Regions from separate parts of the Mus musculus genome. Here region 2 is linked to region 1. The links are chromatin loops, found by intact Hi-C in ENCODE. Cell type or tissue: gastrocnemius. All regions are shown on one strand. Each heading gives the region's core, and the rest is flanking DNA. Links, peaks and the distances in the headings are about the cores only. Region 1 overlaps Mrps27 (mitochondrial ribosomal protein S27). Region 2 overlaps Mccc2 (methylcrotonoyl-Coenzyme A carboxylase 2 (beta)).

Region 1 (5,377 bases), core at 141-5,140:
ATACTTTTCTTCATATGCTTTTTGTTACTTGACTTCAAAATGTCCCTTATCCAATTTTTTCCTCCCCTAATACAGGATGATTCCAGGATCATGTTGCCCTTAAATCAAGTCTTCTTATTTTGAAAGTATGCCTTATCTTTTTTTATTTCTTATGACTTTCTTACCTTTGTTTATGTCTTAGTTAGGGTTTTACTGCTATGAACAGACACCATGTCCAAGGCAACTCTTATAAGGACATTTAATTGGAGCTGGCTTACAGGTTCAGAGGTTCAGTCTATTATCATCAAGGCAGGAGCATGGCTGCATCCAGGCAGGCATGGTGCAGGAGGAGCTGAGACTTCTACATCTTCATTTGAAGGCTGCTAGTGGAAGGCTCCCTTCCAGGTAGCTAGAACTAGAGTATTAAAGCCCATACCCACAGTGACACACCTACTCCAACAGGGACATACTTTCTAATAGTGCCACTCCCTTGCCTAAGCATATACAAACCATCACACTTTATGATTTGATTCCAGTTTTGCCTCCCCATCAGACTGCCCTGTGATGACATGACCCTGCCTGGGTATCTGATGCGGACACAGCTGGCGCCTCTGTCTCCACTCTGCATGTCAGCTCTGATCTCCCAGGCACATGCATCTCAGTTCTCAGCTGCAGCACTGGCCGGTTTTCTTGACCAGTAGGGAGACCTTTAACATAGCCACGATTTCCTGCTGCTTCTCAAGTTTCCCCTTAGATTTTTTTTTTTCCATCTGTGCTTCTGGCCCGAGGCAGTCTGTGCTGTAAAGATTGCAGAGCGGTGATTCTCCACCTCCACCACCCCTTCATACTTACTAGTTGGCACCACCGTTCCCCTTAGGCAGCAGACCTCGTTTCCTTTTATCTGTGATCATACATTATGTTGACATTTGTTGATTGGTGGGATTTTTTTCCCACTGGCTCATTGCTGTCATTATTTGGAGTCCAGCATCCCAGGCTGCCTGGCTAATATAAATGCTTCCAGTTATTTTCCATGTTCTCTTTCTCACCATTTGCTTGCTTTCTCACTTAACAGTGTGTTCTAGGCTTAGTAGCTCCCTAGCCTGGACTCAGCCCTCCTTGGGAACTCTTGTTCCTTTTAGTGGTCACTGAGTGGGAGTAGAAACAGGAGCCGGATGTTAGATGCTCTTGACTCTTACCCAGCACCTCTGAGCCCCCTTCATCTGCATGGAGCTTTCCCTGGCCTTGCTGTGCTCTCCATCCCGTGGTTAGAGCTTGGTTCCACAGAGGCAGGGTTCTGTCGGGAGTCACAGCATTGCATGTGATACAACTTCTCTGCCTTCTATCAGAAAGTGCCAGTTATCCAGTCATAGGTGAGAGTCACAGATAATCTACACATACGTAAAGATGCCCTTCAAATTCTGTTATTCTCCCCTTAGAAGCCATGTGCTAGGACAATCCAATAGTAATATAGCAAAGATTGTTCTCATGTGCCATACGTGAATTACCCATAGTGCTGTGAACATATACATAAAGGAAGGATGCATTCTGGGAAAGTTTATTGTTAAAAATTTTCCTAGGTGTGGAGGTATAGTTAGATTATTTACATGGACACAAGTCTAGAGGTCTTTGCCCTGGTTACACGAATAAACACATTGTCAAATGTACGTGTCAACTTGACACAGCTGGAGTTATCACAGAGAAAGGAGCTTCAGTTGAGGAAATGCCTCCATGAGATCCAACTGTACATTTTCTCAATTAGTGATCGAGGGGGAAAGGCCCCTTGTGGGTGGGACCATCTCTGGGCTGGTAGCCTTGGTTCTATAAGAGAGCAGGTTGAGCAAGCCAGGGGAAGCAAGCCAGTAAAGAACATTCCTCCATGGCCTCAGCATCAGCTCCTGCTTTCTGTCCTGCTTGAGTTCCAGTCCTGACTTCCTTGGTGATGAACAACAGTATGGAAGTATAAGCTGAATAAACCCTTTCTTCCCCAAGTGCTTCTTGGTCATGATGTTTATGCAGGAATAGAAACCCTGACTAAGACACCAAAGAATATGATGATAATCTGTGACTGGTAAATATCATGGGGAGCCTATTGTCTCTTCTCTGTTAAGACCAATGCTTGAGTAAATTAACCATTTACTGAACACATCGAGTCATTGCTGCCCCTCTGCCTCCAGTGAGAACTGGTTTCCTACTCTGTCTCCTCTCGTGCCTTCCCTGAGTAGCACGATATGAATTCTGCATCTGGGTGTGTGTCCCAATGCTACCACTTTCAGCTGTCGCTGTCCATGTCTATAGCTATAAATCAGGGATGGGTGATGTCTGCTCTAGTTCCTAAACATTCATCCTAGAAATATGCAGAGTGAATGAGTCCCTGGGTCCCTTGTGTATGTCCCTGTGTATGTTTGATGTGAAGTAAAGTTTGGAATTCAGACTGCCCGGAACTTTTCCATTGTGTAACAGGAAGTAACTGCTACCGCCTCTGTTTCATAGATGCACATTTTTGTGTATGGCATGACTGCGTTGGTAAGGGTTGAGCTCTGATTCTGAGCAGGGAGACTGCTGACTGCTCCAGGTGTTCCTGTGGCTGCATTTCCGTGGGTCGGACAGTAGATGGCAGTGTGGTCCTTGCGAGAAACACCCTTCCATCTGCGCTGGGGCGCAGGCCTATCGGGAAATGTGCGCTCATGTGGAGCGTCGTGATTGGACATCGCGCTGGGAGGGCCGTGAGGTGCTTGGGTCGGGTTCGCTGATTGGAGGAAGGAGGAGGGCCGATATGAGGCATTTGCTCCTGTGGTCCCCATTGGTGCCGCTGCGGGTGTGGCGTCCTTGGTTCCGCCCGCCGTCCCTGGGGAGGGCTGTTTCAAGGGTGCCTAGAGTCCTTGAACATTAAAATGCTACCCCCTATTTTCTTGAAAGCTACTTGTTGCATTGCTTTTGTGCGTTCAAAAAGATGCACAGATCATATGCAGTGAGTTACCAGAAAGTTAGCACACCTGCATAGGAGCTGGAGCATTCTAAACGCGTTGGAGACCGGGATGTGCCTAGCTTTCTTCAGACAGCCGAAATTCTGATTTGCAACACCAGAGGCTGCTTCATAAAAGCACTTTAGCACTTTACACGAGAAAGTGTAAAGCAGGAAAGTAGAGACTGCTGTAAAGAACCCCAGCACCCGCCATCTGCTTTCAGCTGTTATCAGCTTATGTCTGCTCCTCTTCCTAATCCTTTGGACTGTTTTGAAGCTCTCTCTCTCTCTCTCTCTGTGTGTTGTATATTTCAAAAAGATAAGATGTTTTTAAAGCCATTGTTATATATAAAGTAGTCGCATAAATATATGAAATAACCAGCTTCTGCCATTTTTGTTTTTTGAGACCAGGTCACACCTTGTAACCATTGCTAGTCAGGAGGGCCTTGAGCTCAGAGATCCACCTACCTCTGCCTCCCAAGCGCTGGGATTGAGTGTGTGCACCACCACGCCTGCCGGGTTTCTGGTATTTCTTATACACATATTTTTAATGCTCTAAATCTAATGCTCATATTTTTAATGCTCTAATCGAACAAGGACCCAACCGAATCACACAAATACAGTTGTACTTTCTTTTGACTCTTTAATAAATTTTTTTTTTGGGTATAAACATGGGGGTAAAGCAGATTCAACAGTTATTAGTTCGATTTCATCTATAGCCTATACCCCTCCATCAGACTGCTTTTTAAGTCAGTCTATCATCCAATCATTTTATAGCAATTTTGATATGGACCTCCAAAAGATGGCAATTTTTAAAGTAAGCTATAATGCCATCCTTAAACATTGCATGTTCACATTTTGTCATGTCTTAAATATGTTTTCTTCACTTACAGAGGACTTGCATGTCACACTCACATGTCACACTCGAGCAGACACCTTTTGTAGAGCATCTCACACTCTTGATTTGCAGGTTTCGTCTTTCTGCTGGTACTGGATGTGTCTGGTTTTCCATCTGTCCTAGCTGTAAAAAATAATTTGATGATTATTTTGTTTTTGTTTTGTTTTTTGTTTTTCGAGACAGGGTTTCTCTGTATAGCCCTGGCTGTCCTGGAACTCACTTTGTAGAGCAGGCTGGCCTCCAACTTAGAAATCCGCCTGCCTCTGCCTCCCAAGTGCTGGGATTAAAGGCGTGCGCCACCATGCCCGGCTCAGGGCTTGTTTTGCTTGTTGTTATTAATATGGTTTTTACCATGATAGATGGTCTAGCTGGACTTATTTTTGATCAATTTGTTTGTGGTTAGTCTTATCCCTTGTTTTTTGCTGTTGTTAATGTTGTTGCTTTTATTTTTGTTTGCCATGGGTTGGAAGAGTCAGTATTGTTAGGAGGTCCACACAACCCAACTCTGGAGACAATACAGCCCGGAATCTCATAGTTTTTCCTACAGATCTAGGGAGGTCAGTATGTCATTCCTTTCATGGGCCAACTGCTGTCCTTTTCCATAGTTACTGCAGATTTAGTCCCTGACGCTCTAGAGAGCCAATGAATGGTTTCTGGGGATTTGATTTTGCTGCTTGTTACTTTATGGCTTAGGGAGATGCTACGTTACAGCATGGAGCGGAGTGGAGGAGAGGGCTGCGGGAGCAAACTCAAGGTCACAGTTCAGAAAACAGCAGCTTTGGGGTGGAGAGCTCAAGGCCTGGATTCCCTCCCTTCATCTCTGTCTCAGCCTTCTGCCTGTGCGCAAACACAGAGGAGAATTTATACTGCAGCCATCTCTACCTAACTGGTCTCTCCAGGCCCTGGGGTGGGAGAACACTGCAGAGTCCATCCAGAAGGCAAATGAGCGTTTCTAGCCTGTGTTCAAAGTGGAGTGCTGCAGTGTGAGTTTTATGCTGGCCTAGCTGAGCCGTCATTTTCCACAGAGCAGGAGCAGGAGGTGTGGACTGCAGGCTGGGGGAGTAGGAGGTGTGGACTGCAGGCTGGGGAGCAGGAGGTGTGGACTGCAGGCTGGGGGAGCAGGAGGTGTGGACTGCAGGCTGGGGAGCAGGAGGTGTGGACTGCAGGCTGGGGAGCAGGAGGTGTGGACTGCAGGCTGGTGAGCAGGAGGTGTGGACTGCAGGCTGGGGGAGCAGGAGGTGTGGACTGCAGGCTGGGGAGCAGGAGGTGTGGACTGCAGGCTGGGGAGCAGGAGGTGTGGACTGCAGGCTGGGGAGTAGGAGGTGTGGACTGCAGGCTGGGGGAGCAGGAGGTGTGGACTGCAGGCTGGAGGACTCTAAGCTGCAGCTTGGGAACTTCATTCCTTCAGGTATGGTGAGAGCCTTTCCTGAGCAGCATGTGCCTATGATGGGTGCACACTTCCTGCTGAGACAGCCTTGAGTTTATCTAAATCCTCTGCCCGGTGAGTGAGTTTATGAGTCCCAGCTCCATCCTGCTCT
Region 2 (5,377 bases), core at 199-5,198, 600 kb after region 1:
CTGGCAACAAGTACAGAGCAACTAACATTTGCACAGTGACAGATCGCAAAGGATGTTTTATCATACACGGCCTTGCCTGGGACACAGGTCATCAAAGACAACACGCTGAGGCCATGAAGCGCAAAGAAAGCCAAAAACAAGGGCGTGCGTCACATATCACTGTGTCCTGTCTGGCAGGGTACAATAGGAGATGTGAGTCCCGCCATAGAACTAAAAAGCATTCGACAATCTCCAGTGAAAAAGGTGGAGAAGGCCATGCACAGTGGCCCTCACCCTTAATCCTAGCTCTATAAAGGAGAATTTTCAACTCTGAAGTATCCCAGAGCTGTGGATACAGGGATGCACTTGCCTAGCCTTTGGGAGACCTTGGCTTCAACCCCCAACGCCAAAATAAATAAGTAAATAATCAGGTACACTAGAAACAAATGACTTACTTCAAGTCAACCTTACCCTCTCTCATGCTCATACTGCAGTCAGTAGGCACTGGAGGGAGAACCCAAGACACGACATGTGCTTATATGAAAAGGGATGAGTTAAATATATATCAAATGAACCAAAGGAAAAAAAATGGTTACCTAACAAGGGGCTACTTTTGTTTGATAAAGTTCAAACATACCTTCAAAACATCAGGTAAACAGACTCTACCACCTATGCTGCCGACAGCATCCCCCTCAGCCCTCCTCCACCTAGACACACACACAAAGAGCAAAGCTATTTTGCTTCAGTACTGGCTGGCACTGAAGTGAATCTAAAACATCAACCTAACTGTACAGAGTGCCCTGCTGCCAGGTAGAGACAAAGAGGCAGGCTGGGGAGACAGTCAGTGGGTAAAAGCTCTTGCATTGAAACCATGGAGACCTGAGTTCAGATTCCTAGGATCCATGTAACAGCTTGACATGTTCCACAAGCTGTAATCCCAGCGCCCGCTTGGGGAGATGGGAGAGCCCCTGGAAGTTCACCAGAGAGCTAACCTAGTGTACACAACAGAGAAACAACAAAGAGACCTCGCCTCAGATCAGGCAGAAGGCAAGGTCCAGTACTAGAGGTTGTCCTCTGACCTCCACATCACCATGCAGTGGCATTCTCACATGTGAGTGTGCACACACAGACTCAAGTGACTCTGCAGACCCCGCGGTTGACCACGTGATCTCTGCTGGCAAAGCAAAGCAATGTCACACCGAGGAGGTATCCACACTATCTTGCCTATGACAAGACAACGGTGCACATAAGCTACAGCAGAAGCACACAGCTGACATTTCAGGACCTGGTGCTTAAACAGAGCCCTTAAAGGCCATAACTAAACATTCATACAGAATTTCCACAGAGTCTCATACAGAATTTCTGCAGAGACACAAACAAAGAATCCATTTAAGAGCAGTCACCCTGGTTTGTCCTTCAGCAGCACATTTATACTCTGTCCATTTTTCCATAGTTATACTCTCAAAGAATACTAATTTACATACTAATACTTAGTCACATCTCAGTAGGTGACTGAATCTCTCTCAAGTGACCCTTAACAACTGTGTAAAACAAAAACAGGAACGGAGATCTGCTGCTTTGGGCCAAAAAGGAGTAAATTGGATTTCCTTAGATCTCACTAACAGCAAAAGAGTAAGAACCCAGCACATCTGCCTGGAGCTTGGGAATTTCTGGGGCTGCAGGAACAGGTCAGCAGTACAGTGCTTGCCTGGCATGCTTAAGGCTCAGGAGTGGAGCCTCACAACCCTTCCCACGGACACACAGGTAGCTTGGGTGCTCTGCTTCCGAGCTGCAGGGGTTTGCAGGGGACAGTCAAACCCACATGAAGCAAAGAAGTCGCTTACCTGCTTCCCCTCGCGTGCTTTCTGGTCTCTAGCCACTGTGGCTAACACCGTGGCTGCCTGCTCTCCTCCCATCACAGAGATGCGGGCATTTGGCCACATGTAGAGAAACCTTGGACTGGAAGGAAAAAAAAGAAACCATCAGATTCATGCAGTACAATCCGGCATGGTGGCAAAACTCTGTAAGCAGATTAAAATATAACCGAGCATGTGTGCCGAATGTCATTTTACACCCCAAACCTGGGATAAAGTGATAACTTATTTGTGTTTTGTTTGTAGACATGACCCTCTGGAGTAGCCTGAGCTTGCCTCACATTTGCTGTGTTGCAAGGCTGGCTTTGAACTCCCTATTCTCCTGCCTCTTCCTGCTAAGAGCGAAGATTACAGGCCTGCGCCACCACTGCTGGAATTTACATGACCATCTGTAACTTCACTTGAAATGCATTTCTTTCTTCCAAAAGAAAGCTGAGGCCACTGCCCACCTGTATGCTCTGCCACACATTCCGTAGTTTCCAGCCCCGTACGATCCCCCAATTATGACAGTTATCTTAGGCACTTTGGCACAGGCTACTGCAGCTACCATTTTGGCACCATCCTTGGCAATCCCTTCAGCTTCATAGTCTCTGCCAACCATGAATCCTAGGAGAAAGAACAGAAACACAGCCTTGAGCGGCGGATGCACATACAGAAGTCAATCCCACCAAGGTACTGTCAAACCCTGGCTCAAACTAACTTCACCATAAATTTTCTCATTCTAATAAAATAGTCCCACAGGAAGTGCATACGCCAATGTGTGCTTCAAAGGACCACAATAAAACCTTTCTTCATATGCTGGAAAGATGGCTCAGAGGTTAAGAGCATTGGTTGCTCTTCCAGAGGTCCTGAGTTCAATTCCCAGCAACTACATGGTGGCTCATGACCATCTGTAATGAGATCTAGTGCCCTCTTCTGGCCTGCAGGTATACATGCAAGCAGAACACTGTATATATAATACATCTTAAAAAAAAAAAAAAAGAAACAAAAAAGTCTCTCCATGTTTGTTTGTTTGTTTTTCTTCCTCTATGTGAACTCATTCTATAGACCAGGCTAGCCTCAAAATCACAGAAATCCACCTGCCTCAGCCTCCTGAATGCTGGGATTAAAGGCGTGTGTGTGCCACCACCATCACCAGCTCTTTCCATTTTAGATGTCCTTAAAACACTTTGTTTCAACACGTACAGATCTTTGAGCCACAGAAGGAAACACTCTGTCTTCCAGAGAGTATCACAAGGCAAAGGCTTGATGGGGAGAGACTGTGACATTGCCACAGGAAAGGTACCGCCCGGCAAGGCAAGCCAGTCTGGAAGCTTTCCACATCCACTGACCTGGTTTAAAATAGGACTCCTCCCTTTGCAGCACTGCTTAAAACTTTGATGAAATAAAGATTAATGTTTCATGGGGATGGTGAGTCCCTGCCAGGGGCTCAACAGCAAGATTTAAAAAAAAAAAAAGGTTTTCTTTGTAATTACAGGATTTCTCTGTTTCTTCAAGCCTCAACTCTGAGGAAATCACTCTTCTGCTGTAACATGCCTTCTATGACAGGGGCGTACCCTTTTCTTATTTGAGAACCATGAAGTCAAGTTTCAGTTCTCCATTCCCACCTGAAGCTCTGGGGGAGGCATTTTCCCCCCTGCATATGTAAACTAGCTTGTCTGACTCTCTGCTCTTGGTTGGCAAATCCCCAGTATTGTGTCATCCACTTAGTCCAGCAATCCTGTGGAGGAGCTGGACATGCAGGGACACCAAGGAACCACAACAGAGGGAGGCCCTTGCCTGTGCTGGTGAGGTCTGACACTCCAGCCACCTTTATAAGCCAGCCTTCAGAGCAGCTCAAAACTGCTTCACCCAATGTATCTGACTCTGCAAAATATTCTATCATAGCTGGCCCCAAGGAACAGCTCTTCTCAAGCCCTCACCTGACCAACTCTACAGATGATCTGCATCCAAAAGAAAAGAAGCCACTTCATCTGGTTTTCTCAAATCCTCCTTCCTAACATGCACGAGTGCATGCGCACGCACACACACACACACACACACACACACACACACAGAGAGAGAGAGAGAGAGAGAGAGAGAGAGAGAGAGAGAGCAAACAAGCATACAAACACATAAAAATCCTGTAGTCTTGCTTCCTCTTTTCCTATACTCTTAACTCTGTAGGACAAAAAAATCAAAACCAAAACGGAGCGATAGTACTCTTCCCTGAGAATTCTTTCCACTCTTGAGAGTTCTTAGTTTCCCTTAAAAAAAAATCTGGGGGCTGACAAGATGGCTCAGTGGGTAAGGTCTTGAGTTCAAATCCCAGCATCCACATGGTGCTTCACAACCATCCGTAAGGAGATCTGACACCTTCTTCTGGTACGTCTGAGGTCAGCTACTGTGTACTTATGTATAATTATAAATAAATCTTTTTTAAAAAAATCTGTTTGCACTACAAAAAATGAAGAGAGGCAGGGGAAGAGAGCAGGTGGCTTGAAGACTATCCTGAGCCTTCTCTTCTCCTAAGGTATTCTTCTCTATTCCCACAGCTTCAACTATTTTCTCCTCATTCTGATGAAATGCATATTTTTATCCCCAGCTAAGATATCTCTCCCAGCCCAAGATTTACTCAGTGGCATACCATATGCCCACACACCAGTGCCTCACAGGTCCCTCATATGCAATGTTGTAAAGCAAAACTCAGCCTCTACCCTCAAAACAGTGTAAACGAAGTGAAACAAGACAAAAATGGGAAAATTATCTAAGCAAATGTTTAACTTTATAATGGTGAGCCACAGTTAGAAACACGATCCTAGCATCGGTAAACATCAGAGACTTTTCCATTTGTTCTTACACAGGCTACCATGTATGAACCTCTCAGGTCACTATCTGGAACTAATTCCTCTCAAAATTCATTAAGGGTTGACAGTGTGGTTATCAAGAGAGCATTTATTTAGTGTGCTTAAGGCCCTGGGCTCTACCCCCAACACTGGAAAAACAAAACAACAATAACCATACATACACACACACACACACACACACACACACACACACACACACACATAGAATGAAGGTGCTTCATTACTATATAAAGTCCTGTCCAAGATTGAGAGGCCTGGCAGGTCTACATAGTGAGTTTCCTCTCAGAGAAACTTCCCTGAGCTCAACAACTACTTAAAAGCCTCTGTTACTCACAGTCATCTATTGGATGGAACACAGGGCCCCTAATGAAGGAGCTAGAGAAAGTACCCAAGGAGCTAAAGGGGTCTGCAACCCTATAGAAGGATCAACAATATGAACTAATCAGTACCCCCCAGAACTGTGTCTCTAGCTGCATATGTAGCAGAAGATGGCTTAGTCGGCCATCAATGGGAGGAGAGGCCCTTGGGCTTGAGAAGATTGTATGCCCCAGTACAGGAGAATGCCAGGGCCAGAAAGCGGGAGTGAGTGGGTTGGGGAGCAGGGTCGGGGGAGGGTATAGGGGATTTTCGGGATTTGAAATGTAAATGAAGAAAATATCTAATTTAAAAAAAAAAGCC

Evidence for each region. A loop is a pair of places that touch in the nucleus more often than their neighbours do. Peaks named below come from ENCODE experiments on the same cell type or tissue, not always from the same donor. Only the 100,000 strongest peaks of a DNase experiment are listed, where the experiment ranks them.
Region 2: a loop joins it to region 1, with 6 times the contacts of the local background. A loop is called at or near these places in 5 of 42 quality-filtered maps.

Annotation. Positions count from the first base shown.
Region 1 is chr13:99,350,638-99,356,014 of GRCm38, forward strand. All of the region lies in intron 2 of Mrps27 (mitochondrial ribosomal protein S27), which reads left to right. Among named protein-coding and RNA genes, the nearest start is that of Mrps27, 8.5 kb to the left of the region's middle. In gastrocnemius, for the core only: no CTCF peak of the experiment used is centred there; a DNase peak (open chromatin) is centred at 2,709; H3K4me3 peaks cover 654 bases; H3K27ac peaks cover 1,319 bases.
Region 2 is chr13:99,952,313-99,957,689 of GRCm38, forward strand. Mccc2 (methylcrotonoyl-Coenzyme A carboxylase 2 (beta)) reads right to left here. Exons shown (of 17, transcript NM_030026.2): 14 at 2,303-2,459; 15 at 1,824-1,938. Among named protein-coding and RNA genes, the nearest start is that of Gm41039, 20 kb to the left of the region's middle. In gastrocnemius, for the core only: a CTCF peak has its summit at 2,777 (motif pointing left); no DNase peak of the experiment used is centred there.